Linked DNA regions of Homo sapiens: region 1 is linked to region 2. Evidence: chromatin loops called from intact Hi-C (ENCODE). Cell type or tissue: Caco-2. All regions are shown on one strand. Each heading gives the region's core, and the rest is flanking DNA. Links, peaks and the distances in the headings are about the cores only. Region 1 has its middle 18 kb from the start of PNPT1. Region 2 overlaps LOC112268416 (a long non-coding RNA gene).

The links. A loop is a pair of places that touch in the nucleus more often than their neighbours do. Peaks named below come from ENCODE experiments on the same cell type or tissue, not always from the same donor. Only the 100,000 strongest peaks of a DNase experiment are listed, where the experiment ranks them.
Region 1: a loop joins it to region 2, with 9 times the contacts of the local background. A loop is called at or near these places in 2 of 110 quality-filtered maps.

Annotation. Positions count from the first base shown.
Region 1 is chr2:55,703,537-55,719,576 of GRCh38, reverse strand. No RefSeq gene overlaps it. Among named protein-coding and RNA genes, the nearest start is that of PNPT1, 18 kb to the right of the region's middle. RefSeq lists silencers at 2,344-2,536, 10,940-11,114. In Caco-2, for the core only: no CTCF peak of the experiment used is centred there; DNase peaks (open chromatin) are centred at 4,132, 5,020 and 6,696.
Region 2 is chr2:55,834,812-55,850,851 of GRCh38, reverse strand. All of the region lies in intron 2 of LOC112268416 (a long non-coding RNA gene), which reads right to left. Among named protein-coding and RNA genes, the nearest start is that of EFEMP1, 81 kb to the left of the region's middle. RefSeq lists enhancers at 12,752-13,528, 13,529-14,305. In Caco-2, for the core only: no CTCF peak of the experiment used is centred there; DNase peaks (open chromatin) are centred at 7,471 and 8,674.

The DNA of each region.
Region 1 (16,040 bases), core at 3,377-11,376, 130 kb after region 2:
GCGGGAGAGCTGGGATTAAAAGAAAATCCCAGGCTAGGGTGCAATGGCACAATCTCGGCTCACTGCAACCTCCACCCCCTACCCCAATAGGTTCAAGCGATTCTCCTGCCTCAGCCTCCCAAGTAGCTGGGATTACAAGCACTTGCCATCATGCCTGGCTAATCTTTTATATTTTTAGTAGAGATGGGGTTTCACCATGTTGGCAAGGTTGGTCTCAAACTCCAGATCTCAGGTGATCCACCCACCTCGGCCTCCCAAAGTGCAAGGATTACAGGCGTGAACCACTGCACCTGGCCATAAATTCTTAACTGACTCTCATGGTGCCGTCTATATGTGAATGGTCTATGGACTGGTGCCCCTGCTGAGACTGGTGAAAGACAAGTTCTCTTTAGAAACTTGAAGCAGGTAGAAAACCACCTTGACCCTGACTGCCATTTGCCTAAGGGTCTGAGACCTAGCCTGGAGGGAGTCTGTTCCTGATTCTTAGAGAGGGCACCAACCGATAAAACCTGAGCTCTGATTGCCCAAAAGCAGTTTGCCCTGTAAAAACCAAGTATCTAGCTTAGTGGGTCTCAAACGGTAGCATTCATCAGAATCACTCAGAGAAATTGTTCAAATACAGACCAATAGGTCCACCCTCAGAAGTTCTAATTCAATAGGTCTGGGGTGGGGCCCAAGAATTTGCATTCTAACAAGTTCCCAGGTGATGCTGACGTTGCTTGGTGGGGGGGCTGCCACTTTGAGAACCATTCGCATAGTCTAATGTAAGGCAGGACTCACAAGAGTGTCAGCGCCTTGCACCACATTCTGAAACTGAGAGTTTATCTCACCCTGGCCAACCCACCCCACCTCCACCTTCTATAAAGTGGTTCTAGAGTAGGTAAATAATGGAGAAGAAACCGTGCCTCTCAAACCTGCGATGAACCAGGACCAGAAATGTTTGCTGGAAAACAAAAACAATTGATTTGGGGGATGGTGGAAGTTTATTTTTTATTTTTTATTTTTGGAGGGAGTTTTGATTGCTGTCATTTGGGTAATTATTTTTAATATGAACCCCAAAGCTTTAAAATGTTGTTGCTACATTAATCCTAAAATGTTAGTTAAGTTCACCCACAAATATAAAACTTAAAATTCCATTTTACAGTTTGAGTTACAAAGGAGGTCGCAAAAACCTGAAGAGGTGAATTAAGCAACACCTGAGCGCCCTCTAGTGGGAAATGAATTCTCCTAGTGTCCAAAGGCTGCCAGTATGCTGAACAATAAATGAGATTTCCATTATTTTCTTTTAACTCTTTGAAGCTGGCGAATGGTTTGTGCATTAAAAACAAATATGAAGAAAAATGGAAGAAAGCTAAATTTTAGATCGTGTAAATATCTGTTACTCTTCGAATTTTCACCCACTAGTTTAAGCATCCATTGATGATTCTTGCTTGCCTCAATCAATTATTTATGATGGCAGAAAGTATCTTTACTTACATTATAGAATCCAAAGCACTTTAACAATCTATTAATTTATTAATATAGAATTCTAGTGAACTCTTGAGATTACCTCAAGTTGTAAATATTATGCTGGTCTCGTTTGAAAACACATAAGACTTTTGTAGAAATCACTGGTCTTGTGGCTGGGCACGGTGGCTCATGCCTGTAATTCCAGCACTTTGGGAGGCCAAAGAGGGTGGATCACCTGAGGTCAGGAGTTCGAGACCAGCCTGGCCAACATAGCGAAACTCTGTCTCTACTAAAATACAAAAAGGTAGCCAGTGTGGTGGCGGGCACCTGTAATCGCAGCTACTCAGGAGACTGAAGCAGGAGAATCACTTGAACTTGGAAGGCGGAGGGTGCAGTGAACCAAGATCGTGCCATTGCACACCAGCCTGGGCAACAAGAGCAAAACTCCATCTCAAAAAAAAAAAAAAAAGAAAAGAAAAGAAAGAAAGAAAAAGAAAGAACTGGCCTTGTTTCCATTTACTTGACATTTCGTAAAGCTAACTTTTGCACTTTGTAAAGTGTCTTGACCCACTACATGGATCTCTCTGGATTCAAATTAGTACAGCACGTACCTAAATGTTCAGAGCCAGATCTAGGGGTTCAGTATAAACCTGTTTTTCTATTAGACGCCTTTATTTCTATAGAGGCAGTACCATCTTCTCAATCCCTTGTAATCCAACCATCTTTAACCTTTGACCTGAGCCACACTCTCAAAGGCAATAATTTCCCGCTCTTCTTAGTCACTGGTCCCTCCTCTCCATTCCTGTTTCTGGCATCCTGGTGTAGTGTCCTGACTCCTCTCTGCCTTTAATTTTTCTACTTCTAATGTATCTTATATAATACCTGAGATTATTTTTCCTAAAGCATAGTCCCATTCAAAGTATTGCCTAATGCGAAGCCCAATGCGAAGCCCAGTGCTCATTAGAGACACAACCCCAGTGCCTTTCAGGACTTGGCTCCGACTTACCGTGGTAGCCACATCCTCCTCATCTGGCTTTAGCTTACTCTATAGTCACACAAACAGGAAGTCTCAGTTGTTCCCAAACAATATCCTGAGGGTGACTGTGCCTTCACTTGGACAATTCCCTCCCATCATATCCCCATATCCAAATCTTACCAATCCTTCAAGGCCTAGACCAATCCTTCTCTATGATTCTATCTTTCCTAATTCTGCAAACCAGAAATTATTTATCCTCTTCTGAGTCTTTTTTTATTTTATTCCTCTGAGTTCTATTTCTGTTTCCTCTGTGTCATTTATTACTTTCAACCTTGTATTACAGAACAAGGTGGTTAACAAGTACCTCAGACTTGGCATGACCAAAAACTGACATCATGGCCGGGTGCGGTGGCTCACGCCTGTAATCCCAGCACTTTGGGAGGCCAAGGCAGGTGGATCACCTGAGGTCAGAAGTTTGAGACCAGCCTGGCCAACATGATGAAATCCTGTCTCTACTAAAAATACAAAAATTAGCCAGGCGTGGTGGCGGGTGCCTGTAATCCCAGCTACTTGGGAGGCTGAGGCAGGAGAACCGCTTGAACCCGGGAGGCGGAGCTGGCAGTGAGCCGAAATCATGCCACTGCACTCCAGCCTGGGCAACAAGAGCAAAACTGTCTAAAAAAAAAAAAAAATGACATCATCTTCTCTCACACTCTAAATCTCTCAGAAACCTGGGAGTCATCCTGGAGTCCCCCCTTCCCCTCAGCCTTTACTGTAATCATAAACCAAATTCTGGATGCCCTGAACATCTCTAACATTCACACCCATTCTGCCCTCTTGCAATGCCCTAGTTCTTGTCATCCTCATCACTCATGGAACTACAGCAACTAGTCTCTTTCTTGTCTTCTGATCTTACCCCCTCAAGTTCACCCTCCACACTACCACAGGAGACATCTTGGAAATTCAGACCTTTACATCTCTCTCCTACTTAAACCCACCTATAGTTCTCCACTGCCTACAGAGTGCAGTCCCGGATCCACAGCACAGAATCACCCATCCTCTAGTTTTGCATCTTACCACTTTCCATCTACAGTTTACAGTACAGTAAGAGCAAACTGATTCCAGTTCCCTAAACACACTCTGCTGTTTTACAGTTCTCCACCTCTGTTCTGCCTGGGCTGATCTTCCCTTCAAGACCCCTCTTCCAGAACTGCCCCCATTGCATTACCCCAGGAGTGCTAGTCACACAGGATACAATGAGTCGGGCCAGGAGTGGCCTCTGGCATCCTCAGCTCCACTTCTGTACCTGGTGATGTCATTCTGGTTGAGTTCAAAATTCATCTTTCTCAGGAAGCTTTCCTGGAATTCTTCAGCAAGCAGAAGTCTGTGCACAGGGCTTCTATCATAGCACCTTGCCATGTTTGTTTGTTTGTTTGTTTTGAGACAGTCTAGCCCTGTCGCCCAGGCTAGAGTGCAATGGCGTGATCTTGGCTCACTACAACCTCTGCCTCCTGGGCTCAAGCGAGTCTCCTGCCTCAGCCTCCAAGTAGCTGGGATTATAGGCACCCACCCCCACGCCCAGCTAATTTTTGTATTTTTAATAGAGATGGGGTTTCACCATGTTGGCCAGGCTGGTCTCAAACTCCTGACCTCAAGTAATCTGCCCACCTCCGCCTCCCAAAGTGCTGGGATTATAGGCATGAGCCACCATGCCGGACCACCATGGTTTCTTTTGAAGCTACCTGGCTGTGTGTTTGTTTCTTTCATTAACAGAGTTAAGGGCAAAGTCCATGACTTACTAATCTTTATAGCTCCATCTCCTAGCCCAGTGTCTCATACATTCAATAAATGTTGGTTAAACTGAAATGCTGTGTTCATGCCATCTCACTTTCAGGACTGATTTTCTAGAGAGGAATTCTGACTTATAGTACATATCTTTACATCATCTATAGTCATCATACACAAAGCTGGCTAAATATCAGAATCTCCTGAAGAGTTTTTTTGTTTTGTTTTATTTTAAATATAGCTTCCTGGGCCAGGCACGGTGGTTCACACCTGAAATCCCAGCACTGTGGGAGGTCGAGGCAGGCAGATCATTTGAGGCCAGGAGTTCGAGACCAAAGTGACTGACATGGTGAAACCCTGTCTCTACTAAAAATACAAAAAAATTAGCCAGGTGTGGTGGCACACACCTGTAGTCCCAGCTACTCAGGAGGCTGAGGCAGGAGAATCGCTTCAACCTGGGAGGCAGAAGTTGCAGTGAGCTGAGATCATGCCGTTGCACTCCAGCCTGAGTGACAGAACAAGACTGTCAAAAAACAAAACAAAACAAAACAAACAAACAAACAAAATATATATAGGAATTGAGTGTATTACAAAGATGCCATTTCATATCATGGGGGAATGGATAGCAACCATTTCTCCAATAGTGCTAATTTTCATAATTTCCCTAGGCCATAATGTGATCAGTACTTTAATAATTTGATCGTGATACAGAACTGATGCTGACTACATGTATAAAAGCATAGGACACAAAGCCACTTTGCTGGAATGAGTGGCTACTCTAAGGTATTTATTCACCTGGGCAATGCGTTTGCTCTTACGTTTACCTTTGATGTTTACGAGGTATGCTGCAAGTAAAATTGCCAGGTCAAGGCCAAAGATTAAAGAAAAGAATAAGTGGAGGGAGTGGAATGTAATGAAAGTGAAGAAGTTTATTTTGTCAGTTTTAATATAATTTATTATTTTTAGCATCTAATAACTAAAGATATTTATATTCAAAATTCCTTTATTATTGAAATCCCTGCAGCAAAAATAACTTTGATACTGCCCCTCTAAAAATTCTCCAACTCCTAATTTCCTTAATCTCCGGAAACAATGGTTTTGATAATATACTTTTCGTAGTGATAAGCATCTTAGGAATGATACTATTGGCTTACAACAGAATAAGTTATATTTAATAAATAGTATTGCCTGACCTTATGGAACTTACAGATGAAGGGAAGAAGAAACCATTAAACAACATCAACATGACCAAACCTGAACTCACCTTTTTTCTCCCAAATCTAGACTTCTTCACATCCGTTTAAGAGAAGCATACCATGGCTTACTTGACTCTGGCCACTACATATTTCTCCAGCCTCATCTCTTGCCACTTTTTCCCTCAAACATTCCTTTCCAGGCCATGCGCCGTGGCTCATGCCTGTAATCCCAGCACTTTGGGAAGATGAGGCAGGTGGATTACCTGAGGTCAGGAGTTTGAGACCAGCCTGGCCAACATGGTGAAACCCCATCTCTACTAAAAATACAAAAATTAGCCAGGCGTGGTGGCAGGTGCCTGTAATCCCAGCTACTCTGGAGGCTGAGGCACAAGAATCACTCAAACCCAGGAGGCTGAGGTGGCAGTGAGATCGCGCCACTGCACTCCAGCCTGGGTGACAGAGCAAGATTCCGTCTCAAAACAACAACCACAAAAATTCCTTTCCAGATAAAATAAAATCACTTCACTTTTCTCACTTCCTGGTTTTTATATATGTGTTGCCTCTGCTTTAATCACTCTTTTCTACCCCTTTATCACTTGCCTACTTAGCAAGCAGCTCTTCACCTACTCTAGGAAGCTTGACCTGACACCCTCCTCACTAGTTTGTGTTGGCCTCTTATCTCTCTGCTCCCTATGGCACCCTGCACTATGCCCATCATAGCTGCTACTACGCTGAATTGTATTTATCTGTTTACTTCTCTCCTTCACCACCAGACTATAAACTCGCTGATGGTAAGAATTGTGCCTATTATGTTTACTCCTATACCTCTAGGCTTAACACAATCCCTGGGACATGGCAGGCTTCAATAGTTCATTGGTTAAATGGATGGATGGATGAATGAATGAATGAATGAATGAACAGTGTGATAATTGTTACAGAAAAAAATTATCAAAAAGTGTCAAGATCACCTTCAGGTTTGATGATTCACTGAAAGGACTCACAGGATTCAGAAAAGCTATTACACTCACAATTATGGTTTACTACAGCAAAAGAATGCAGACTTAAGTCAGCAAAAAAAAAAAAAAAAAAAAGGTATATAGGGCAGACTCCATGAGAAACCAAGAACAAGCTTCCAGTTGTCATCTCTCAGAGGAATCTCACAGACAGCACTTAATTCCCCCAGTTAAACAATTCGTGATAACAAGCACAAAGTGTTGCCAACCAGGGAACCCCACAAAGCCTTTGTTCAGAGGTTTTTATTGGGGTCAGTCACATAGGTGTGGGATACCTGCATGACCAACTCTACTTACTCTATCTCCAGCCTCCTTCCAGAGGTCAAACTGATACAGTGTGGCCCAGGGCCTCAGTCACACAAAAACAGGCATTTATCATAAATCACATTGTTAGCATAAACTAGCCACGTAAACCAAAGTCTCAGGTACACAAAGACAGTCTTATCAGAAAGGATATTTTAAGGGCTCAGAGGTTACCTCCCAGGAACCATTCAAGGACCCTTCCTGAAGACCTTTGGAATGTGCAGAATTTGAGGAACCCAGGCCTACTGAGTTAACCCTTTACTTATTACAGAAACTCGGTAGACTCGGGTAGGCTAAAGCAGGCCTCCCAACAGAAACATCAGCTGAGCCGCATACAAACGTATAAGCAGCATAAGCAAAATCACTGAGGCACAAGTGAATATGGCTCTTTGGGGGACTGAAAACTCATTCAGCTCAAGTCTCCTCTATTACAGATCCTCAAGTTTTAAGTCCCTATGACCACCCCTCTCCAACCTGCATTTATCTTCTCTCTAGGCTGTCTTTTCAAAATACTGGAAAAATGCTCCTCACATCATTCCATATTCTTCTTAATCTACTTTTTATGGCATGCAGAACTTTATGCCCCTTTTCTCACAAAGCATTTCTTTCAAAATATGGTCTGTATGTATTTTGAAACTCAAAAAGTATTTATTATTTTCTTTCTTCTTTTTAACAATCTCTCCTAGGGGCACTTAAAGTACCCTAGTTACTTCCTAGGTTGGGGACAATGGTAGGATAGCATAAAATATTAGGAGAGAGGAATAAGTTTATATCTCAAAATATAGACTCATTATACTCATATGTCTCCTTGCAAATTTCTCAAGAGAAAACAGAGTCTCGCCAGGCGCGGCGGCTCACACCTATAATCCCAGCACTTCGGAGGCCGAGGCGGGTGGATCACCTGATGTCAGGAGTTTTAGACCAGCCTGATCAACATGGTGAAACCCCTTCTCTACCAAAAATGCAAAAAATTTAGCCAGGTGTGGTGGTGGGCATCTGTAATCCCAGCTACTTGGGAGGCTGAGGCAGGAGAATCGCTTGAACCTGAGAGATAGCGGTTGCAGTGAGCCGAGACCACACCACTGCACTCCAGCCTGGGCAACAGGAACAAAACTCCGCGAAAAAAAAAAAAAAGAAAGAAAGAGAGAAAGAAAGAAAGGAAGAAAGAGAGAGAAAGAAAGAAAACAATGTCTTATATATCACTTGAATTCCCAGTTGCACATTGCTCATGAATTTATATTAGGCCAAGTCTGCATGGCCATGCTCTACAATTAAATAAAATGATAAATGTGAAGAGTGCTGCAATGAACATACATGTGCATGTATCTTTGTAATAGAATGATTTATATTCCTTTGGGTATATACCCAGCAATGGTATTGCTGAGTCAAATGGTATTTCTGGTTCTAGATCTTGAGACACGGAATCAACCCAAATGCCCATCAATAATCGACTAGATAAAGAAAATGTGGTACATATACACCATGGAATACAATGCAGTTACAAAAAGGAACAAGATCATGTCCTTTGCAGGGACATGGATGGAGCTGGAAGCCATTATCTTCAGCAAACTAACCAGGAACAGAAAACCAAACACTGCATGTTCTCACTTATAAGTGAGAGCTGAACAATGAGAACACATGGACAAAGGAGGCAAACAACACACACTGGGGCCTGTCAGGGTGTGGGGTGGGGGAAGGGAGAGCATTAGGAAAAATAGCTAATGCATGCTGGGCTTAATAACTAGGTGATGGATTGATAGGCACAGCAAGCCACCATGGCACACGTTCACCTGTGTAACAAACCTGCACATCCTGCACATGTACCCCAGAACTTAAAATTAAAGTTAAAATTAATTTTTAAATGATAAATGTGAAAACAACATACTGCCTACATTCAACATATTCAATAAATCATTATTGAAACCAAACCCCAAAATTTTAAGCATCATTTCCAAATTTACCTCTTCATCAAAAGGGATAACAATTTCAGTGTGTATAGACCTCAAGTCTTTTTTTTTTTTTTTTTTTGAGACGGAGTCTCGCGCTGTCACCCAGGCTGGAGTGCAGTGGTGTGATCTCGCCTCACGGCAACATCTGCCTCCCGGGTTCAAGCAATTCTCCTGTCTCAGCCTCCCCAGTAGCTGGGATTACAGGCGCCGGCCACCACGCCTGGCTAATTTTTGTATTTTTAGTAGAGACAGGGTTTCACCTTGTTGGTTAGGCTGGTCTAAAACTCCTGACCTCAGGCGATCCACCCTCCTCGGCCTCCCAAAGTGCTGGGATTACAGGCATGAGCCACCACACCCAGCTAGAGCTCAAGTCTTGAGTGAAGTATACTTTCTTAACATTCAGAGTATTTAAAAAATTTAATTAGGAGGTCATTAGGCTGAAACAACTCCGGCACCTTGGGTCCCCTACTAGTAAACCAAAACCTAACTCATTGTCAACAGTAAAATGAAACTTAAGCTTAATCAATCAGAAACCACCAACTAACCTCTAACTAGGAACTTTCCACTTTAACCAATCAAATATTTTCTTTGTCTTTCTTCCACAAACACCTTATAAAAGTTTTCCCATCAAACCTCCTTGATGGAGTCCTGGACTGCTTAAGGTCTGGTGCTGCCCAATTCATGAATCTCTGCCTGCACAAATAAATTCTTCCAAATTTTAATGTGCCTAAGTTTATCTTTCAACAAAAGCAACCAAATTTTACAAAAGTTAAAAACTAAAACTAAAATTTTCCACAAGAAAATATTGGGGCAGGGGAGGTAAATTAAACTGGGCTATGTAGCTAGAGCCAAAACCAAATTAAACAAGGCCTAATGAGAACCAGGCAGAAGCCTAAGAGAAATCTCGTACACCCTTTTCACCCTGGCATTTCTTTGCTTAGAGTCCATCAGAGTCTGTATTGAAAGGGATGAAATGTGAACACATTTACTAAAGAAATTGCTGTGCTTTCTCACGTAATGATATAGGCTCCATGCATGGTTAGTGATATTGAGAATGATGCGTATGAGAACCAGGAAAAAAAGAGATAAGGATTGCTAAAAGAAAGAGAAACTGCAAATGTGAGTGGATTTCTGTGAACTCAATAATTTTTGAAAGCTATATGAGAGACTGAAAAGGACAATAAAATATTAAAGTTGACCAGGCACGGTGGCTCACATCTGTAATCTCAGCACTTTGGGAGGCTGAGGCGTGCAGATCACCTGAGGTCAAGAGTTGGAGACCAGCCTGGCCAACATGGTGAAACTTCATCTCTACTAAAAATACAAAAAAAATTAGCTGGGAGGGTGGCGCGTGCCTGCAGTCCCAGCTACCCGGAGAGGCTGAGGCAGGGGAATTGCTTGAACCCTGGAGGTGGAGGTTGTAGGGAGCGAAGATTGCACCAATGCACTCCAGCCTGAGCAACAGAGGGAGACTCCATCTCAGAAAAAAAAAAAAAAAAAAATTAAAGTTGATACTACTGCTCAACTTCAAATCCATCTCTCTCATAAGATTGATTCACAAGAATAAGCAGAGGCTTTATTTATTTATTTATTTATTTATTGAGATGGAGGCTCACTCTGTCACCCAGCTGGAGTGCATTGGGGTCACTGCAACCTACGCCCCACAGGTTCAAGCGATTCTCCTGCCTCAGCCTCCCAAGTAGCTGGGATTACAGGCACCTGCCACCAGGCCCAGCTAATCTTTGTATTTTTAGTGGAGGCGGGGGTTTCACCATCTTGGCCAGGCTGGTCTTGAACTCCTGACCTCGTGATCCACCCGTCCCAACCTCCCAAAGTGAGGGGATTATAGGCGTGAGCCACCCGGCCCGGCCCTCGAGGTTTTATTTTAAATGTAAACATTTCAAAGACTACAGCATGACCTTGAACATCATCTCTTTAAAAGAAAATAAGCTGTGAGAAGCTAAAAGCTTTTGATTTTAATGAGGGTTAACGATGATAATGTAAAGGTTCTTTGCATATAATAGTCCATTTATTACAACAGCTCATGCTTGTCTGCTGAGCCACCTGTTTCATATCCAAGACACAGTAAGCATATTTCAGTAGAAAGTCTCAAGTTACTCTAAGACATTCTAAATTTGGCTCAATGTTATCATCTTACACAATGAGCCAAAATTCAAATGTATGGATTGCTTCTCTCCCGATCAGACTTATGCCAACTGTCAAAGGAAACCAGAGAAAATTGGGTGAAGAATGGTTTCCACATTATCCCCGAGCTAACATTAAAGATAGCCTATTCCAGCTGGGCGCGGTGGCTCACGCCTGTAATCCCAGCACTTTGGGAGGCCGAGGCGGGCGGATCACGAGGTCAGGAGATTGAGACCATCCTAGCTAACACGGTGAAACCCCGTCTCTACTAAAAATACAAAAAATTAGCCGGGCGAGGTGGCGGGCGCCTGTAGTGCCAGCTACTCGGGAGGCTGAGGCAGGAGAATGGCGTGAACCCAGCGGGGCGGAGCCTGCAGTGAGCCGAGATCGCGCCACTGCACTCCAGCCTGGGCGACAGCGAGACTCCGTCTCAAAAAAAATAAAAAATAAAAAACAAAAGATAGCCTATTCCAAAATCAGGTCAAAGACATAATTATTCTGTTAACAAAACACAGAAACACAGAACAATTTTAAGGAGCAAGAGAACACGTTAATATGTTCTGAAATTCCCACTAGCATAATTGACCAAAACAATTCTAAAATTCCCCAAATTTTAATTCACATTAATTACAAATGACAAACACAATTAATATAAACTGTAATGGTCTAAACTAATTTGACTAAGCATGCAATGCACTGTTGGCAAGGTCAGGCTTTTATGCTCAATTACTGCTCATTCATCCTGATTTTAAAGAAACTGTTTTGTTTTGTGAGAAGGAACAATGACCCCACTATCCTAAGAACAATTAACCAATGTGAAAAGTTAGACAACAATCCAGTGGTATGGGGTGTGGAGGGGGGCACTGCATTTAGTTAAAATCTAAGAACACACAAGTAAACACCAAAGACTACTTGTGAATTGATTCTGTTTATCACAAACCAGTAAAACTTTCTCTGTAGCAGTTTGTGACTGAGTTGCATGTACGAAAGCATCAGGAGTGTGGTCAGCACAAGAAAAATCTATTCCCTAGGAATAATGACAATGATGGGTGGTGGTAGAAGTAGCAAATAACCAAAATGGTCATTGGCGGTAGCATGACACAGAGCAACACTCATGACACTGAGGGTCTAAACATTGAACCTTGCTGTTTTAAGATCTGGAAAAAATTAGGGGTGATCCTTTCTGGAGGCAGACCCTTTCTGATTGTCTTGTGTTGGAATGAAGGAAAAGTTCAGTACACCAAGAGACAAAAACAGGCTGAAAAAGGTTTTTACTATCCCTTATTGTCAATTAAAAACAAAAAGACTGCAGCAGCAAATATCATCCAGGCATATCTAACCTGCTGCTACCTTCTGCCTTAAAGTGGGAGTTTTTAGTTATCCAGTTGGCCCAGAACCCCAGAACTGTGCAGTTTGTTCGTTCTTAGGGAAGATACAGAAGAGATATCTGCTACCTGCACCAGCAGAGCTGGGTGACCATTCCAAAGGAGGGAAATGTTCTAACCTCTGTTACTGCTTTCCTCAGAGCAGAAACTGTGGGCCAGCAGTGCTATCTAGTCACAGCTTTCTTACTGAACCCATGACAATGAGGAATAGGTGTGTTTGTTTCTTAAAAAATATATATTAAAAAGTAAAACACAAAAATTAAGTAAGAAAGCATAATTTTTAGATAAATGCTTACTTTTCACAGACAATGAAAAGAGCAGTAGCAGATACATTTTCTGTATCTTCCCTAGGGACAAACAAACTGAGCAGTTCTGGGGCTCTGGACCAATTGGATAACTAAATGTGTGAATGTACTCTTCCTTGATTTTCCCAAGTACACAGTCTGTATTCTGGATAGTGCAGCAGTGTCCATTACATATATAATCCCTATAAAAACTCTGTGCAATTGACATTGTTATGACATTCACACTCACCAGTATGTGAAACTTTTTTAACTGCAAATGTCAGAAGCCCAGTAAAAATTAACTGGGAAAAAAAAAATCCAATAATTCACATTTCTGCAAACAAACCAAATGTCCATCAACTGATAAGTGGATAAAGAAAACATGGTATATCCATCCAATGAAATATTATTCAGCCACAAAAAGGAAGAATGTAGTGATATATACTATAACACGAATGAACCTTGAAAACAACCACCACCTTTTTATCCTCATTGCTATAATTCAACATTTGATCCATTGGTCCCACCATTTCTCACTATTCATCAACTTTCTCTTGGTTTCATGTCCACAGCGCCTTGTCTAGCCTAGATTTCATGGTCCCCTCCTTATTATTTTTTTTTATTTTTTTTATTTTTTATTTTTATTTTTATTTATTTATTATTATTTTTTTATTTTTTTTTTATTGATCATTCTTGGGTGTTTCTCGCAGAGGGGGATTTGGCAGGGTCATAGGACAATAGTGGAGGGGAAGGTCAGCAGATAAACAAGTGAACAAAGGTCTCTGGTTTTCCTAGGCAGAGGACCCTGTGGCCTTCCGCAGTGTTTGTGTCCCTGGGTACTTGAGATTAGGGAGTGGTGATGACTCTTAAGGAGCCTGCTGCCTTCAAGCATCTGTTTAACAAAGCACATCTCGCACCGCCCTTAATCCATTTAACCCTGAGTGGACACAGCACATGTTTCAGAGAGCACAGGGTTGGGGGTAAGGTCACAGATCAACAGGATCGCAAGGCAGAAGAATTTTTCTTAATACAGAACAAAATGAAAAGTCTCCCATGTCTACCTCTTTCTACACAGACACGGCAACCATCTGATTTCTCAATCTTTTCCCCACTTTTCCCCCTTTTCTATTCCACAAAACCGCCATTGTCTTCATGGCCCGTTCTCAATGAGCTGTTGGGTACACCTCCCAGACGGGGTGCTGGCCGGGCAGAGGGGCCCCTCACTTCCCAGTAGGGGCGGCCGGGCAGAGGCGCCCCTCACCTCCCGGACGGGGCGGCTGGCCGGGCGGGGAGCTGACCCCCCCACCTCCCTCCCGGACGGGGTGGCTGCCGGGCGGAGACGCTCCTCACTTCCCAGACGGGGCGGCTGCCGGGCGGAGGGGCTCCTCACTTCTCAGACGGGGTCCCCTCCTTATAATCACTCTTCTGCAAACATCCATAACTCCTTTGCCCCTCTCTCCCTCAGTCATCCTTGCCTAGTGTAATAGTCAGCTTGGGCTGCCATAACAAAATACCATAAACTGGGTGACTTAAACAACAGAAATGTATTTTCTCACAGTTCTGGAAACTAGCAGTCCCAGATCAAGGTCTGGCAGAGTCTGTCCTTGGAAGAGGCTCTCTTCCTGGCTTGTAGATGGCTGCCTTTTCACAGTCCTCACGTGATGAGGAGAGAGGGAAAGCCCAAAAGCTCTCCGGCGTCTCTTATAAGGAAACTAATCCTATCAGAGCTCCTCCCTCAAGATTTCATTAAACTTAATTACTGCCTTACTTCAAACGCAGCAACATTGGGGGTTAGAGCTTCAACATACAAATTTTTTTTTTTTTTTTTTTTTTAGACAAAGTTTCGCTCTGTCACCCAGGCTGGAGTACAGTCACTCAATCTTGGCTCACTGCAAACTCCACCTCCTGGCCTCAGCCTCCTGAGTAGCTGGGATTACAGGCATACGCCACCTCAGCCAGCTAACTTTTTTGTATTTTTAATAGAGACAGGGTTTCGCCATGTTGGCCAGGCTGGTCTCAAACTCCTGGCCTCAAGTGATCCTCCTGCCTCAGCCTCCCAAAGTGCTGGGATTACAGGCGTGAGCCACCGTGCTGGCTGAGCTTCAGCATATGAATTTGAAGGGTGGAGGGACACAATTAGTTCATAGCACCTAGAAAACCCCAACCCCAGATGAATCCTACCATTTGCTTTTTCCATGCCTGCACCAAACAGGTACAATTTGCTAGAAAAAAAAGTCACCCAACTGAATAGACTGGTTTCTCTTGAAATTCATGATCACAAACTTCAAAGGCCATGTAGCAAGGCACCACTGTCCAGCAATCCAACTGTGTTTCTTGAATAGACTTACTCTTCCATCCCCCAAAATCACTTCCTCCCTTAACTTCACATACCTTCTTTCCCCCCTTACTCTCAGCTGCTCCCCTTGCCTCAAAATTCACTAGAGACTGAAGCCAAATAAATTTTTCCCATCCTCCCTTAAGCAAATCTTCTAATGCACCTGCATCTGGCTGGGCACAGTGGCTCATGCCTGTAATCCCACTACTTTGAGAGGCAGGTGCATCACCTAAGGTCGGGAGTTCGAGAACAGCCTGGCCAACATGGTGAAACCCCATCTTTACTAAAACTACAAAAAAAAAAAATTAGCTGGGTGTGGTGGCACACACCTGTAATCCCAACTACTAGAGAGACTGAGGCAGGAGACTAGCTTGAATCCAGGAGGTGGAGGTTGCAGTGAGCCGAGATCGTGTCACTGCACTCCAGCCTGCGCAACAGAATGACACTCTGTCAAAAAAAAAAGAAAGGAAGGAAGGAAGAAAGAAAGGAAAGAAGGGAGGGAGAGAGGGAAGGAAACTAATTCACCTGCATCCGTTCTCAGCCTTACACTCTCTGCCATCCCAATGAAAGAAATTTTCCTCCTCCTCTGTGTATAACCGGATGTTGAATGAGCGCTTTTCCCATGGTTTCAGAATTTGAGTTAAGGCTCTAAAACTGAAAACAATGAGTAATAATTGCCCCAACACTCTATAAAATCTAAGATAGCAGAACTAGTCCATAATTATTAACTCCTATCACTCATTCCAGCCAAAAAGCAGAATAGTAGAAATTTGGAACACAGATTGATGAGAGGCATTGAGGTAGAGAGTTGCCAGCCTAGTTAGAAATGATGTGACATTTTTCTCCCCTCTCTGTGGAGGAAGTCAGAGTCCCTCTTCCCTATCTTACCCTCCAAACTAAGCAATGGGAGCCCAAGAGAACCACAGTAGAGAATGAGGAAAAGATTGGCATCTCCCTCTCCAACTAGACATTTATTAAGCTGTACAATAGTCCTGTGCTATCATGAGTTAGAAGCCAAGCCCAGGCCCAGGAACAGAGTTATCAGGAAGTCTTGCCATATGTCCCCTAGAGCTAGACTAAGCCTTAATAGAATTTAAATCCATTTTTTGATGTTTGATTCCTGATCATTTTTAACGCTCACCGCTTTCTCTTCCCCTTGTGGCCCACATCTGGGCAAGCTGATAAGAAAGCTCAGGTGCTCCCTCCTTTGGCACTCATGG
Region 2 (16,040 bases), core at 2,788-10,787:
AACTTTCATTACATTATCTATTGGAACAAATGAAGTTTAGCCATGTAAACAAGCTTCTTTTTTCAGAAATATAAGTTAGATCCAACTATCTTTTACAAACCAGTGAATTTGTACATATTACTAAAATTCTAAAATGAAACCGATATATTTATGTGCATATATATATGTTTATGTGTGTTTATACATATGTACATGTATTATATGTTGTGTCTACATAGTGAAATAGGGCATAGTTGGCCAAAAATTCCCTAAGGAACTCTACTTAGATTGGCTTAGATAAATGAGCACTCATATAAAATAATACTAATTAACAAATGCATTTTAGTTAATGTGACTTAAGCAAATCTTTAATAAATAAGCTGGTTTTAAAATTATTGGCAAAATCAAAATAGAAATGTCTTCAGAATTGTCAGCATACTTTTTTTCCTGGGTTTACTGATCAGACGGTTTTATATATTTGTCCTTGCTAGAAGTTTTAAGGTATCAAAATTTGACACAAAGTTTACAAAATTATAAGCCCAGCCTAAAAGAGAATGATCTTTGCTTGTGCAATTTTTTGATAAGTAACACTAATTTAATATTGTTGGCTTAATAAAAATGACTGTAGCTTCTGAGTTGTCAACAAAACACCAATGTATTTAACTTTAAAGTTCTGAGTTGGGTGAATATCTGATATTAACAGGCTATAAAAATGGTTAACAGGGATAACTTTAAATGATGACTAGCTTTGTCTAATATTTCCATTTTCACACATAATCTAGGTAAATTTTTAAAAAACAAATAAGTTAGATAATGTAAAAGAGATAAATGTTTATCAATCAACTTTTCATGTAATTTGAGATTTTAAAGTTACATTGAATTAAGCAATAGATATCCACTAAATGTCTGGGATCAAATTTCCAAAGCAAACCAAAGCTAAAACATAAATTTCTCCAGCCTGGGCAACATAGTGAGACTTCATCTCTACAAAAAAAAGAAAAAAAATTTAAGTACCTGAGCATGGTGATACATGCCTATAGTCCCATCTGCATGGGAGACCGAGGCAAGAGGATTGTTTGAACCCAAGACTTTGAGGCTGCAGTGAGCTATGATCATGTCACTACTCTCCAACCTCAGCAATAAGAGTAAGACTGTCTAAAAAAATTTTTTTTAAACCCTAAAATTGCTGAATATAAATATAAGGGTTTTTATAGAAAGACTAAATATATTTGCATTTATTAATACACGTAAAATTATGTTGTAATTATAAAATGGTTCTCATCTATAAAATACTGATATGTGACAAAGAGTTCAAAATTACTCAGGACCTTAAAGTATGCAAGATTACTAAGAGCTAAAATTCTAATTAATATATATAATTCTGTATACAAAGTGTACCAAAAAAATATGGGATGAGAAAAGTTATAAGAAAGTCATTAAAAAATGTGTTCTTATTAGAAAGAAGTAATTTTGTCTAATTCAGAGGTTATTTAAAGGTTGTTTCAAAATACAGAAACAAGACATAAAGAAACCAGTAAGTAAGAGTGAGAGATATGAAGAAAGTTATGGAGTTTAAGATGTATTTTTAGCAAGGAAGTTTTTTAAAAAGAGAACACTTTTGTATGAGGAAGAATCTTGTGTGATAAATTTTTGTCCTAAAGTAAAATGGTTATTTATGAAAGAGGAAGTACAGGACAAAGCAGAAAGTCTAAACATGTCACATAAGGTCTCAGTAGGTCATAATAAAGTTTAGGAAGGATGGATTATGAATTTATGAAAGAATTTTGTATATGATCTAATTGGCTATAATCAGAAAGGAATTATTTATGTCTTTCCAAAGGTTGCATTTGATATTAAAAATACACTAATACGAAACTAAAACTGTGGTCCTCTGTGTTACAACAACAACTTTTTTTTTTGAGACAGAGTCTCACTCTGCTGTCCAGGCTGTAGTGCAGTGGTTAGTTCTCAGCTCACTGCAACCTACGCCTCCCAGGTTCAAGGGATTCTCCTGCCTCAGCCTCCCGAGAACAACAACTTTTCTTAAAGTATTGATCTGCTCATAGTAAAGTTGCAAGAGGTTTTGATTTTAAAATCTAAAATCTGTTTCTTTTATGGCCATCTTCTAAACTGCAGACAGTTTCCATTTCTGCCACATTTCTTTCCTGAGCTCAATTTTTAATTTTCCTAGTTTCAGGCTGGGAATGCTGTTCTCTTCATTTAGAATGGTACTTTCATTTATTCAGGTATAATTTTCCTCATAAGCTTCTCCAATTCATATCTCAGAAGTTCAACTTTTGCTGTATCTCTAAGCACGTGGTTTACAGGTTATGCATCATTGCCTTCAGCTCTTTCTCCCCTTGAGAAGGCCCAGGATGATAACTTTCTCCTTCAACCTTTCATTAGCTGGTGGAACATCTTTTTTCCCACTTCTAACTCTGTTATCACCTGACACTAAAATGCTTATCTTGAAGGCCCAGAAAAGCAATGTTTTGCTCCAGTATAACTTGATTCTGGACTCTTGGCATTTGTTGATGTATCTGAATTTTCCGTGTAACCAGTAAATATCCTGTGCTGTTACTAAGAACCATATATTCCCCTGCTCAAAGTACTAGTTTTCTTGTTTACATTCCTCTATAGTAAAGTGTACACTTATGACCTTGGACATACTTCTTCCTGTGTCTGATTAAATTCAAATACTCTTTTTTAAAAATCAAGTTCATCTTCCAGTTTATCTAAATAAGCTTCCTACAAGAAAAAGCAATCACATTGCAGGGGATTTTTCTTTACCTTTTTTGTAACTGGCCTAAAAAAAAAGAATTTATATTTCATTAGGATAATTTCCTGTGTCCTCTTTATTAGGTTTTTTATTACTTAGAAAAACTGAGCTTTGAAATGGTTAAGGTTTTGCATACACCTAATTTTCTGTGCTGTTTTCAAAGACTTTTGTTATCACTGTTTAAATAAATGACTTATTTCACCATGACCTGTGATCCTCTTTTGAGTGGGTATTTTTGACCTTTTAATATTTTTGTCAGGCTTACCCAGGATCACAATTATAAATCAAGCCTTTTTGATCTAGAATTCACTTTGGGATTTTCCAGTTGAGCCCCTGGAGAGCCTCAAAGGACACATCTCTTATCTTGTAGAGATATTAAATGATTAGTATTATTTGGTAAATTATATAGGAAACATTGTCAAATAATAGGTGACTCTATATCCTCTTTCAGTTACATTTATGGGTATATTATTGAAAAAAGTATTTGGAAAATTATATAAATTCATAGAAATATAATACGTTAGTGATAATTTTGGTTATGTTAAATTTTCGTAAAAGTTATATTTGTGTTGATATTGTTGATGTGAATACTCTAAAGATTATATGGAATTTATAAAAGTCTTGATGTAACTCAGTCATGATTCTGGTTGTTATCTTAAAATACGTAATAGAAATAACTAAGTTTCCCTGCCAATTGTGAACTTTCATCAGTTTTAACCATGACTATTCTAAGTTTTTGTCATCCACAGTTATTGTTTTGATTTTTCTCTAAAAGCATCTGCAATCAGCTATAATTGCTTTTCTTTTTTTTTTGTTTTGTTTTGTTTTGTTTTAAGACAGAGTCTCGCTCTGTCACCCAGGCTGCAGTGGTCTGCAGAGCCACAATCTTGGCTCACTGCAACCTCCACCTCCCGGGTTCAAGTGATTCTCCTGCCTCAGCCTCCCAAGTAGCTAGGATTACAGGCACCCACCACCATCCCTGGCTAATGTTTGTATTGTTCATAGAGACAGGGTTTCACCATGTTGGCCAGGCTGGTCTAGAACTCCTGACCTCAGGTGATCCACCCACCTATACCTCCCAAAGTGCTGAGATTACAGGCATGAGCCACCACAACTGGCCTATAATTGCTTTCCATGAAAAAGATTCTAACAGTATGTTTAAGATAACACAGGTTTCCAATAACTTTAAGACCAACAGACTAAATAAAATTTTCAGAACTATAATAAAGAAATTGAAGAATTCATGAAACTGCTAATGAAGATCAAACAGAACAAAAATTAATTATGCAAGATTAAGTAACTAATGAAAATAATGTTTTTATTACTGTTAGTAGAAACATTAGTTCTATACATAAATGTGTTGTTTCCCAGATTTAAGGAAATTTTCTGTCTTAAGCTATCTATAGTTTACAGCAATTTAGTAAAATATAATTTTGTGAACAAGAATGAAAGCATTTGCTTTTGCTCCTTACTTGATTCTTCCAAAATTCAGAAACTATTTGTAAGTATTCTGATGGCAATATGGTTACTTGTGTAACTCTAATAAAAAGCTGCTCTCTCTTTATAGCAGGTTACAATTGGAAATATTGGTTATATTGCCAAGATTTTAGTGTCATATTTGAGAATGTGCATAGAATACCTGGCTTCCCAGCCTTACAGCGAGTACATTTAAAAATGTCACTCTCTGACAGGCCCAGGAACCTGAAGACTGTAGATAAAATCTAAAGTCTGCCTTAGCTTGGCTGCCTAGCCTCAAGAGGCTTGTAAATCTGAAGTTTCTATGTGATCAATGTAAAGAGAAGAAGTTATGTTTCTAAAGAAAAGCTACAATACACCTGTTATTAGACTGTAGCCCTGTGCATTGTTTCCAAGTTCTTGTTATCTGCCTATAGACTAGACTATCTTCTCTTTGTAAACTTTGCGTCTGGTACTTGTTAAATTTTTGCAGAAATATAACTCCTAAATGCTGTCCCAGTACTTTGAGATGATGGGAAAAGACTATAGAACAAGGTTAAACTTAATAATGAACTCCAAGTAGCCTTAGCCTGAGAGCCTCTCCCTTCAAATCTCCTTTGTTGCTCAAATGTGGCTAAAAGAGTTTTAACACTGACTGCTAGCTGCCATTCACTCTCTCCAATATGGGACCAGACCAGAAACCCAGGACAGGCCCATCCTGGCACAAAGGGCCATCAAAATCTAACTACAGGATGATTGATCAACAATGTGTTTGGAGAGAGATCTTGATCAAAAGTGGGAAATGGGACAGGTGCAGTGCTCACACTTAAAATCCCAACACTTTGGGAGGCCAAGGCAGGAGGACTGCTTGAGGCCAGGAGTTCAAGACCAGCCTGGGCAACATGGAAGGAGCCCATCTGTACACTATAGGTGTGTTGACACACACCTATAGTCCTAGCCACTCAGGAGGCAGAGGTGGGAGAATCACTTGAGCCCAAGAGTTCGAGGCTACAGTGAGCTATGATTTTCCAGCCCAGATGACAGAGCAAGACTCTCTCTCAAAAAAAAAAAAAAAAAATGGCAGCAGTGGGTGAAAATATGAGAGTTGTTAGAATCAAAATATAGTCACCCGTGTTAAAAAAAAAAAAAACCCTGACAAATAAGGCCAGGAATAAATATGAAGAGGGCAGTTCTCATTCATAAATGAATGATAAAAACTATCACAAAAGATTTTGCAAAAACTGCAGACTTGCACACACAAAAATACTTCTTCGAGGACATTTCCCCAGCAAGTGCCTGTCTAACTTTGGGCTGCTGTCATCATTGTTGTTGATCCTTGTAGCCAAGGATAATTATCTCAAAACAATTATGTAATTTTCCTTATTTTTCCTTTAAAAAGTTTTCTCTTCCTTTTACCCGCCTGAGTATGCACATAGTTTACCATGGCACATGTAAGCAAAGGTTGCCTCATCAAAGCTAAAAAAAGACTGTGCAATTCCCATTGCAATGCTCTATTCCCAAATAAATATCATTTTCTTTTAGAGGGCCTCTCTCTGTGATTTAGACTAACAGCAATAAACCAAAAGTAGGGCTGGAAGACATCATAAGTAAGTAAACTGCATTAAGGTCTTTGGTCTCTGTTAAAGTAATTGTACTAATAGAAAACTATTTATGAAAGTTAATTTACGAAATACAGAAGTCTTCTCAACACCCCTAACATCACATGATGGAAACTGGAGATGACTCTTCTTCCCCATCTCTAGACAAGGCAAATAAAGAAAAAACTAACTTTACACTAGGAAGTGCGTGCCTCTAGTCCCAGCTACTTGAAAGGCTGAGGCAGGAGGATCGCTTGATCCCACGGTTCAAGGCTGCAGTGAGCTATGATCGTACCACTGCACTCTAGCCTGGGCAACAGAGTGAGACCCTATCGAAGAAGGAGGAGAAGGAGAAGGAGAGGAAGAGGAAGAGGAAGGAGAAGGAGGGAAAGAAAGAAAGGAAAGAAAGAAAGAAAGAAAGAAAGAAAGAAAGAAAGAAAGAAAGAAAGAAAGAAGACTAGGAATATCTAGGCAGCTATTAAAATTAGTCTGTTTTCATGAAGGATCTAAATGGAATAGGTAAGGCATTAAGCAGTTACAATGTCTAATTTAAATTGAAAACACAATACACATACCTGTGAGATTCTTTTTTAGACCACTGAAATGCACTTCCTTTAGACCAAACATCTAAAGGACACTGTTAAATATAAAGTTTAAACATAAAAATCCCTTATAATGCAGTAAACATTTATGTGGGCTGAAGAATATATTCAATTGTGTAGGACTGAAGAATTGATAAAACAGTAAGTACTCCTTTGTATGCTTCTTAGAGATTAATGTAGAGCTGTTGAATATCAGTTGCAACTTAATAACATGCTCAGATTTTTGCATTTTTTTTTAATTGCTCAAGATTTGGCACATTTTTTTCTGTTGAGTGAAAGCCCATGCATGCAATTACCTGTGAGGAAAGCTATAGACACGTTAGGGCCACTTTGCCTTAACAGAAGTAGCTGTACATTATGAATTGCATATTCTCCATCTCTGGTCCTAAATCTAGCAGGCCATTCCAAAAGCTTCCATGGGGGCTTCAGCATATATCATTTACTTCCTGTTCCAAAAAAAAATAGTTCCTTAAACAGCAATTCTCTTCTTGTTCCCAAAAACCGTTTCAAACACTCTGTGATGAAATTATGCAAAGGAAACAAAACAAGTGATCCTTTGGATGTTACAAAATGGCAGTCAGGAAGTCTAATAGCAGCCTATGACCACTTGGGAGGAGGATAAAATTAAACATCTGCTCAAAGACACAAAAGAAATTTTGTTGACATTGTTTTTTTAATGGTCCAAGTGTCGATCTGAGGATTCCATTTTGAAGTCACTGAAGTTATATCAAGATACATTTTTTATTCAATGAGAGTGCTCAGAGGTGGGTGGGGCAAGTTTCCATGTCACACAAATAAAAATAGATGATAAATAAAAAGAAGAAATGAAACATGATGTAATACAAAGCCATTTAGCTCTGCCAGATGCTTCTGTAGCAAACAAGGAATAGCAGCAAGTCAAATGCATGTCCTGTTATCTTCCCATAGCTTCAGTAATGAATTATTTGGTGTGAAAGCAAGCTTGGGCCCCAGATCTTGACAGTTTTATAGTCCTTGGTCAAAGTTTTCAACAGCGTTTGGGGCAGGCGTGACTAGGCAGCTAGATTACACATACTGAATTTCCACTTACAGATACACAATGTTTACTTTTCAGGGTGAGCCAGTAAACCAGCTCACCAATTAGGCCACACATTCTTTGTGCCTCATGAAAGCTAAGCAAAGACTGTGGATGTAAAAGCCTCAGAAACACATGCAGCTGGAATTTCCTCCAATGTGCCGTCACACAATCTCCATGAAAAAGACTCTCAGTGACCAGTAGCCTTCTGTATCACAAGCACAAGTGTCTCTCGAGTGGAGAGTTCTAGTTCTGTGGGTTCTGAAGACCCACATCCAGGCAGATGAAAGGATCAAACTTCAGAAACAGAGGCAAAGTTTTACCAAAAAATCACCTAAACTCCTTTATGCTCCCTATCACTTAGCCTGTCATTCAAGTTTCTCCGCAATCAATTGTTCAACTTTTTAAACCAAACTTTCCTTAAATGAATCCTATGTTCCAATCAAACTGATCTTCTCATGGTATTCTAAATATGCAGTATGAATTTCTACCTCTCTGTCTCTGCTCAAACCATTGGCTCCACTCAGAATGTCATCATCCTGCCCTCCCTATCTCTTCTTCCTCATCATAAATCTAACACCTGCACCTAGACCCCATTCAAAGGCAACCTCCTCCATGAACACTTCTTGGCTACAGTGATTTCTGTCTTCTCTGGCCTCTTGTAGCATTAACTTCTTTTACACAAATTTGATGCTAATACTGCTACATGAACATCTTCATATCATCATAGAACTTTTTATGTATGTGTATTTTGCCCTCCCAAGAAACTGCCCAGCCACCTGTAAGCCACTTCTACTTGGGTGGCAGTCATACTGCAAATTCAACAAATCTACACCAAACCTATATCCTTCTTAAATATCTACTGCCAGAACCATCATTCATACATTTCAGCTAGGCTCAAAATTATGAAATCACCTTTGATTTTTCCATATTCCCCATATTCAATTAGTCACCAGGGCCTGGGAATTTTAGCATTAACATATCTCTTGCAACCACCGCTTTTTCCATTTCTGCTGCCAACACCCCTGTTCAGGCCTTTATTTCTTCATCTGGACTATTTCAATAGTCTCCCAATGGCCTCTCTATCTGCAGTTTATCCACCACCTCCAATCCAATCTGAGCATACAACTAGACTAATCTTCTCAAATACAGCTCTGACTCACATGATTTATCTGTGTAAACATCTCCAATGGCATCCCAAGGCCTACCAAATAAAGCAAAACTTCCTCAATCTGGCCTGAAGTGGGCCCAGTGTAGTGGATGTGGTAATGCCACCCAGATCCTCCTCTACCAGGATAATCATTCCCCTAGATACCAGCAATGTTGGCTTCTGCCAGGTCATAGTTGAACCCCTTGCCAGAAATCGCCTTTGGCAAAGGAGCAGTTTGTCCTGAGTTCGCCCCCTCCCCAGAGGTAGCCCACATTCAATGACTGATTGCTGTGAAGATACACAGCCCCAGCCCCTTGCCTCAATTCAGAACTTTGTGAGGTTATGCCAGCTTCTAATTACCACATGGGATCAGCTGACAGCCCTGTTGCAATTTCATTTCAGTTCAACTTCACCTTCTGCCATATCCTGCCCCTCTCACTCCCTCACTCTCTCACAGGAGTTAATCCCAAGAGCACTCCCCAATAAATTGCCTGCACTGGAATCTTCATCTCACAGTTTGTGCTCAGGAAACCCAGTGTAAGACACCCAACCACCTTTCTTTCATATCTTCCACTCTTGTCTTTTGTATATCCTCCACTCCAGTCAGTCTGGGTGATCTGCCATTCCTTTAAGCCATCTCATGCATTAACACTCACTCATTCATCCAAAAAGTGTCTACCGATTATCTAGAATGTTCCAGACTCTATAAGGAGTATTGGCCTAAATGAATATAGACAAGTAAACAGGCCAGTAGGATACAGTAGAAGCAGTGACTTCCCAGCTAACACCAGAGAAAGAGCAAGGGAAAAGAGTGTGCTAGATAGGGAAGAGCGTGCACGGAGTCTGAGAGATAGGAAAACCTGCCTGGTATGTGAGTGAACTGCAGGTGCACTTCAAAATGTCTGAAGCTCAGGGAGCTTGAGGAGTGGTGGCAAGAGATGAGGCAAGAGAGGTCAGCAGGTCCAGAATGAGAAAGACAAGAAGCCTTATTGGGGACCTGGACACTATCCTTAGAGCAAAGGGAAGATATTAGAGGGTTGTAAGGAAAGAAAACACAATGATCGTATTTGTGCCTTAGAAAGATTCCTTTGGCTACAACGTAGAGAAAGAATTACCTGGAGGGAAAGTTGAAGGGAAATGGCTACTGCAGTCATCCAAGCAAAAGATGATGGTGAGCTGACCCAAAAAGGTAGCAATAGAGATGGAAAGACCTGGACACATACAGAGATATAAAACAAAATAAAATATAAAAGATCTAGTGGTTCTTTACATGGAAGGTGTTGGGGAGGGAGGAGTCAAGATTATACCATGGTTCTGAATTGAATAACTGGGTGTACATTATTCACTAAGATAGGAAACTGAGGAAGATGCAGATTTGGGGAGAAAGATAATGGGTTTGGTTTTGAACATGCAGAACTTAAGGCATTTAAGTAAGAGCTGTGTATATGAATGTGCACAGCAGAAAGTTAGCTATATAGGTCTGAACTTCAAGAGGGCAGCCTGGCTAGAGACATAGGCAAGGCATCATCAGTATATATATACACTCATAGAAACCTGGAGATGAGATTGACAAGAGCCATCAGAAAAGCGGAAGTAAACACAGCAGAATGTGGTGTCTGAAGCCAAGAGAATAACTTCAAGATGAAGCAAGTGGACAACAGCATCAAATATTACTCAGGCCAAATAGAATAAGGACTAAAAAGAGTGTCCACTGATTAGAAAAGCCACTGTGCCTTTGCTCAAACTATACCCTTGGTTTGGGATGTCCTTTCCCACAACCAGAAACCAAAGAAACATTTTCCATCTTTCAAGGATCTGCTCAAGTTACCTCACATTTGCATATGGCAGTTTAGTGAACATCATCACGTTACCTCATTTACTGACAGTAAGATCTTGAGGGTTAAGACCATCTCTTATGCATCTTGGCATCCCCTTCAGCTCATTAAAATGTAGATGCTGTAGGTTCAGAAAAGGAGCCAAATGTGCAGGAAAAGGTTCATCAAAGAACAGAATCTAAGGGTTGGAAGAGCTGATCCACAGGGCAGAACCATTGCCTGTCCCTGCCAGCAAGAGGGTACACATAGGACAAGCCGCTGCCCATGTGGGAAGAGTGATGAAGAAATTTCCTTTACTGTTTAGAAAGGAACTCTAAATAGTCTTTATCCTTATATGCAAACTTAGTAAATGAAATGGTAAACAAGACTTTCCTGGCTTTTCATTGTGACATTAATTTTGTGGACCAGTTTAGTGCTAGATCTGGAACAAAATACCCACATCTTCCAAAGCCTGGCTGACATCACTTACCCAAAAGGGAGGCCATGAATAGCCACTGATAGCAGGCATTCATCTTCTGAGTTTTTTGTTTTGTTTTGTTTTTTTCTGGAGCGTAAACATCTAAAAAGGAAAGGCTTTTTGAACTAGGTGCAACTGCCAACTTCATTTACCCCCTCATATTTAATGAGCCTATTTTGCTTTATGAGTACTTCAAAAGAGCTGACAGAGAGGAGGAGGCTATGAATAGAAAACATGAAGCAACTTGCTGAGCCCTCATTGTGAGGTCGACAGCTTGCTTTGTCATACCCTTGCAGACCTACGTTTTCATGATTCCTTTTTCAAACACTTATCGAAATCCAAAGCAGAAGAGAATTCTTGATCTCCTCCAAAGTGTCAACATGAAAGACAATATTTTAAGGCAGCCTGAGGGAGATGTGGTCACCAACACAGTAACAACAATCAAGGTGGTAGTAATGCGGTACATTTTTTTGGAGGCATTAAGCCCAGTCCTCCAAAATTTGCTGCACAGCTGCAGGGATAGGAAATATTCTGCCCTTCCCCCATTCCTGCCTAAGCAACATTCCTGTTGAGTTGTCAAGAGGCCCTGGCATTTAGAACATTGGCAAATATTTACTCAACACCAGTAGAGTACTTTAAATACGGCGAGTCCTCAATGGTGGAGACACTCGACACCACTAACAAATAACCCTTTGAGCAGTAGCTTTTTATAAATGTAGGGAGGACAGAGTAGAGGAGATAAAAATTAATAAGGGTAGGAATTCCCAGCAGCTTCAATCTGGAATATGATGCCTAAAGGAATTTCAAGTTAGTAAGTTTGTAAATATCTATTAACACTAAGTACTGCAGGATTCTGGGTGGTCGCCTCTTTTCACCACCTCATTTTGCCATTTTGGCACTGCTTTCATATTAATGTTGTGTATAATATTGCACACTTCAATTCTGGGTGTCTTTACCCCTTATATTGTGGTTTCCACTGACAACCAGAGCAGGTTAAAAACAAATGATACACTTCACACTGATCTATCCCACAATTGCTCAAGGATGAATAGCATCATAAAAGTGGAACAAGCTGTATAAGGAGAGCACTTCAGGCAGGAGAAAGAGTCAGCTAAATCTGACACCCAGGAAGGAAATTAGGATTTAGTCCAATGCCAGCATTTTACATCATTTTTTTTTAACTTAACAAGCTGAGACATGAGTTTTACCAAGATCACATAATTATAAGCGTCTTCTCAGAATTAGTTTTACTCTCTGTGTTTCCTCTGTTTTTAATACCTATAATATTAGAACTCGATCGCAATATAACTGCATGCTACACTTTACAATCTTGTTTAAAAAAACATTTATTTTAGGTTCAGAGGTACATAGGCAGGTTTGTTATATAGGTAAATTATGTGTCACCAGGGTTTGGTATACAGATTATTTCATTATCCAGGTAATAAGCATAGTGCCAAATAGGTAGTTTTTTTTAATCCTCTCCCTCCTTCCACCCTCCCTCCTCAAGTAGGCCCCAGTTTCTGTAACGTGCAGTATTTGATATTCTGTTTCTGCATTAGTTTGCTTAGGATAATAGCCCCCAGCTCCATCCATGTTGCTGCAAAGACATGATCTCATTCTTTTTTATGGCTGCATAGTATTCCATGGTGTACCACATTTTCTTTATCCAGTCTATCATTTGATGGGCATTTAGGTTGATTTCATGGCCTTGCTATTGTAAATAGTGCTGCCATGAACATATGTGTGCATGTGTCTTTATGGTAGAATAATTTACATTCCTTTGGGTATATACCCAATAATGGGATTGCTGGGATGAATGGTAATTCTATTTTAAGTTCTTTGAAAAATCACCACACTGTTTTCCACAATGGCTGAACTACTTTACATTTCCACCAGCAGTGTATAAGCATTCTTTCTCTGCCATCTCCCTACCATATTATTTTTTTACTTTTTAATAGTAGCCATTCTAGGCCAGGCATGGTAGCTCACGCCTTTAATCCCAACACTTTGGAAGGCTGAAGTGGGTGGATCGCTTGAGCCCAGGAGTTCAAGAGCAGCCTGGGCAACATGGCCAAACCCAGCTTCTATAAGAAATACTAAAATTACCCAGGTGTGGTGGGCATGCACCTGTAGTCCCAGCTACTTGGGAGACTGAGGTGAGAGGATTACTTGAGTCCAGGAGGAGGAGGTTGCAGTGAGCCAAGATTGTACCGCTGGAGTGCAGTGGTACAATAAAAAACAATAATAATAATAGCCGGGTCCATTCCAAGATGGCCAAATAGGAACAGCTCTGGTCTGCAGCTGCCAGCGTGATCGATGCAGAAGATAGGTGATTTCTGCATTTCCAACTGAGGTACCTGGTTCATCTCATTGGAGTTGTTTTGACAGTGGGTGCAGCCCACAGAGGGCAAGGCAAAGCAGGGCAGGGTGTTGCCTCACCCAGGAAGTGCAAGGGGTTGGGGGGATTTCTCTTTCCTAGCCAAGGGAAGCTGTGACAGACAGTACCTGGAAAAAAGGGACACTCCCACCCAAATATTACGCTTTTCCCATGGTCTTAGCAACTGGCAGAGCAGGAGATTCTCTCCCGTGCCTAGTTTGGTGGGTCCCACACCCACAGAGCCTTGCTCACTGCTAGTGCAGCAGTCTAAGATTGACCTGCGAGGCTGCAGCCTGGCGGGGGGAGGGGCGTCTGCCATTGCTGAGGCTTGAGTAGGTAAACAAAGTAGCCGGAAAGCTCAAACTGGGAGGAGCCCACCACAGCTCAGCAAGGCCTACTCCTCTATAGACTCCACCTCTATGGGCAGGACGTAACTGAACAAAAGGCAGCAGAAACTTCCGCAGACTTAAACGACCCTGTCTGACAGCTCTGAACAGAGCAGTGGTCTCCCAGCATGCTGTTTGAGCTCTCAGAATGGACAGACTGCCTCGTCAAGTGGGTCCCTGAACCCCTTGTAGCCTAACTGGGAGACACCTCCCAGTAGGGGAGGACAAACACCTCATAAAGGTGGGTGCCCCTCTGGGACAAAGCTTCCAGAGGAAGGATCAGGCAGCAATATGTGCTGTTCTGCAATACTTGCTGTTCTGCAGCCTCTGCTGGTGATACCCAGGAAAACAGGGTCTGGAGTGGACCTCCAGCAAATTCCAACAGACCTGCAGCTGAGGGACCTGACTGTTAGAAGGAAAACTAACAAACAGAAAGGAATAGCATCAACATCAACCAAAAGGACATAACACACCAAAAACCCATCTGTAGGTCGCCAACATCAAAGACTAAAGTTAGATAAAACCACAAGGATGGGGAGAAACCAGAGCAGAAAAGCTGAAAATTGTAAAAACTAGAGCACCTCTTCTCCTCCAAAGGATCACAGCTCCTCGCCAGCAATGGAACAAAGCTGGACGGAGAATGATGTTGAGGAGTTGACAGAAGTAGGCTTCAGAAGGTCGGTAATAACAAACTTCTCCAAGCTAAAGGAGCATGTTCTAACCCATCACAAGGAAGCTAAAAACCTTGAAAAAAGTTACACAAATGGCAAACTACAATAAATTGTATAGAGAAGACCTTAAATGGCCTGATGGAGCTGAAAACCATGGCATGAGAACTTCATGATGCATGCACAAGCTTCAATAGCCAATTTGATCAAATGAAAGAAAGGATATCAGTGATTGAAGATCAAATTAATGAAATAAAGCAGGAAGACAAGACTAGAGAAAAAAGAGTAATAAAAATGAACAATGCCTCCAAGAAATATGGGACTATGTGAAAAGACCAAATCTACATTTGATTGGTGTACCAGAAAGTGACGGGGATAATGGAACCAAGTTGGAAAACACTCTTCAGGATATTATCCAGGAGAACTTCCCCAGCCTAGCAAGGCAGGCCAACATTCAAATTTGGGAAACACAGAGAACACCATAAAGATACTCCTTGACAAGAGCAACCTCAAGACACATAATTGTCAGATTCACCAAGGTTGAAATGAGGAAAAAATGTTAAGGGCAGCCAGAGACAAAGGTCGGGTTACCCACAAAGGGAAGCCCATTAGACTAACAGCAGATCTCTCAGCAGAAACCCTACAAGCCAGAAGAGAGTGGGGGCCAATATTCAACATTCTTAAAGAAAAGAATTTTCAACCCAGAATTTCATATCCAGCCAAACTAAGCTTCATAAGTGAAGGAGAAATAAAATACTTTACAGACAAGCAAATACTGAGAGATTTTGTCACCACCAGGCCTGCCCTAAAAGAGCTCCTGAAGGGAGCACTAAACACGGAAAGGAACAACCAGTACTGGCCACTGCAAAAACATGCCAAATTGTAAAGACCATCGACGCTAGGAAGAAACTGCATCAACTAACGAGCAAAATAACCAGCTAACATCATAATGACAGGATCAAATTCACATATAACAATATTAACCTTAAATGTAAATGGGCTAAACGTCCCAATTAAAAGACACAGACTGGCAAATTGGATAGAGTCAAGACCCATCAGTGTGCTGTATTCAGGAGACCCATCTCATGTGCAGAGACACACATAGGCTGAAAATAAAGGGATGGAGGAAGATCTAACAAGCAAATGGAATATAAAAAAAGCAGAGGTTGCAATCCTAGTCTCTGATAAAACGGACTTTAAACCAACAACGATCAAAAGAGACAAAGAAGGCCATTGCATAATGGTAAAGGGATCAATTCAACAAGAAGAGCTAACTATCCTAAATATATATGCAGTCAATACAGGAGCACCCAGATTCATAAAGCAAGTCCTTAGAGACCTACAAAGAGACTTAGAATCCCACACAATAATAATGGGAGACTTTAACACCTCACTGTCAATATTAGACAGATCAATGAGACAGAAGGTTAACAAGGATATCCAGGACTTGAACTCAGCTCTGCACCAAGTGGACCTAATAGACATCTACAGAACTCTCCACCCAAAATCAACAGAATATACATTCTTCTCAGCACCACATAGCACTTATTCTAAAATTGACCACATAATTGGAAGTAAAGCACTCCTTTGCAAATGTAAAAGAACAGAAATCACAACACACTGTCTCTCAGACCACAGTGCAATCCAATTAGAACTCAGGATTAAGAAACTCACTCAAAACCACACAACTACATGGAAAC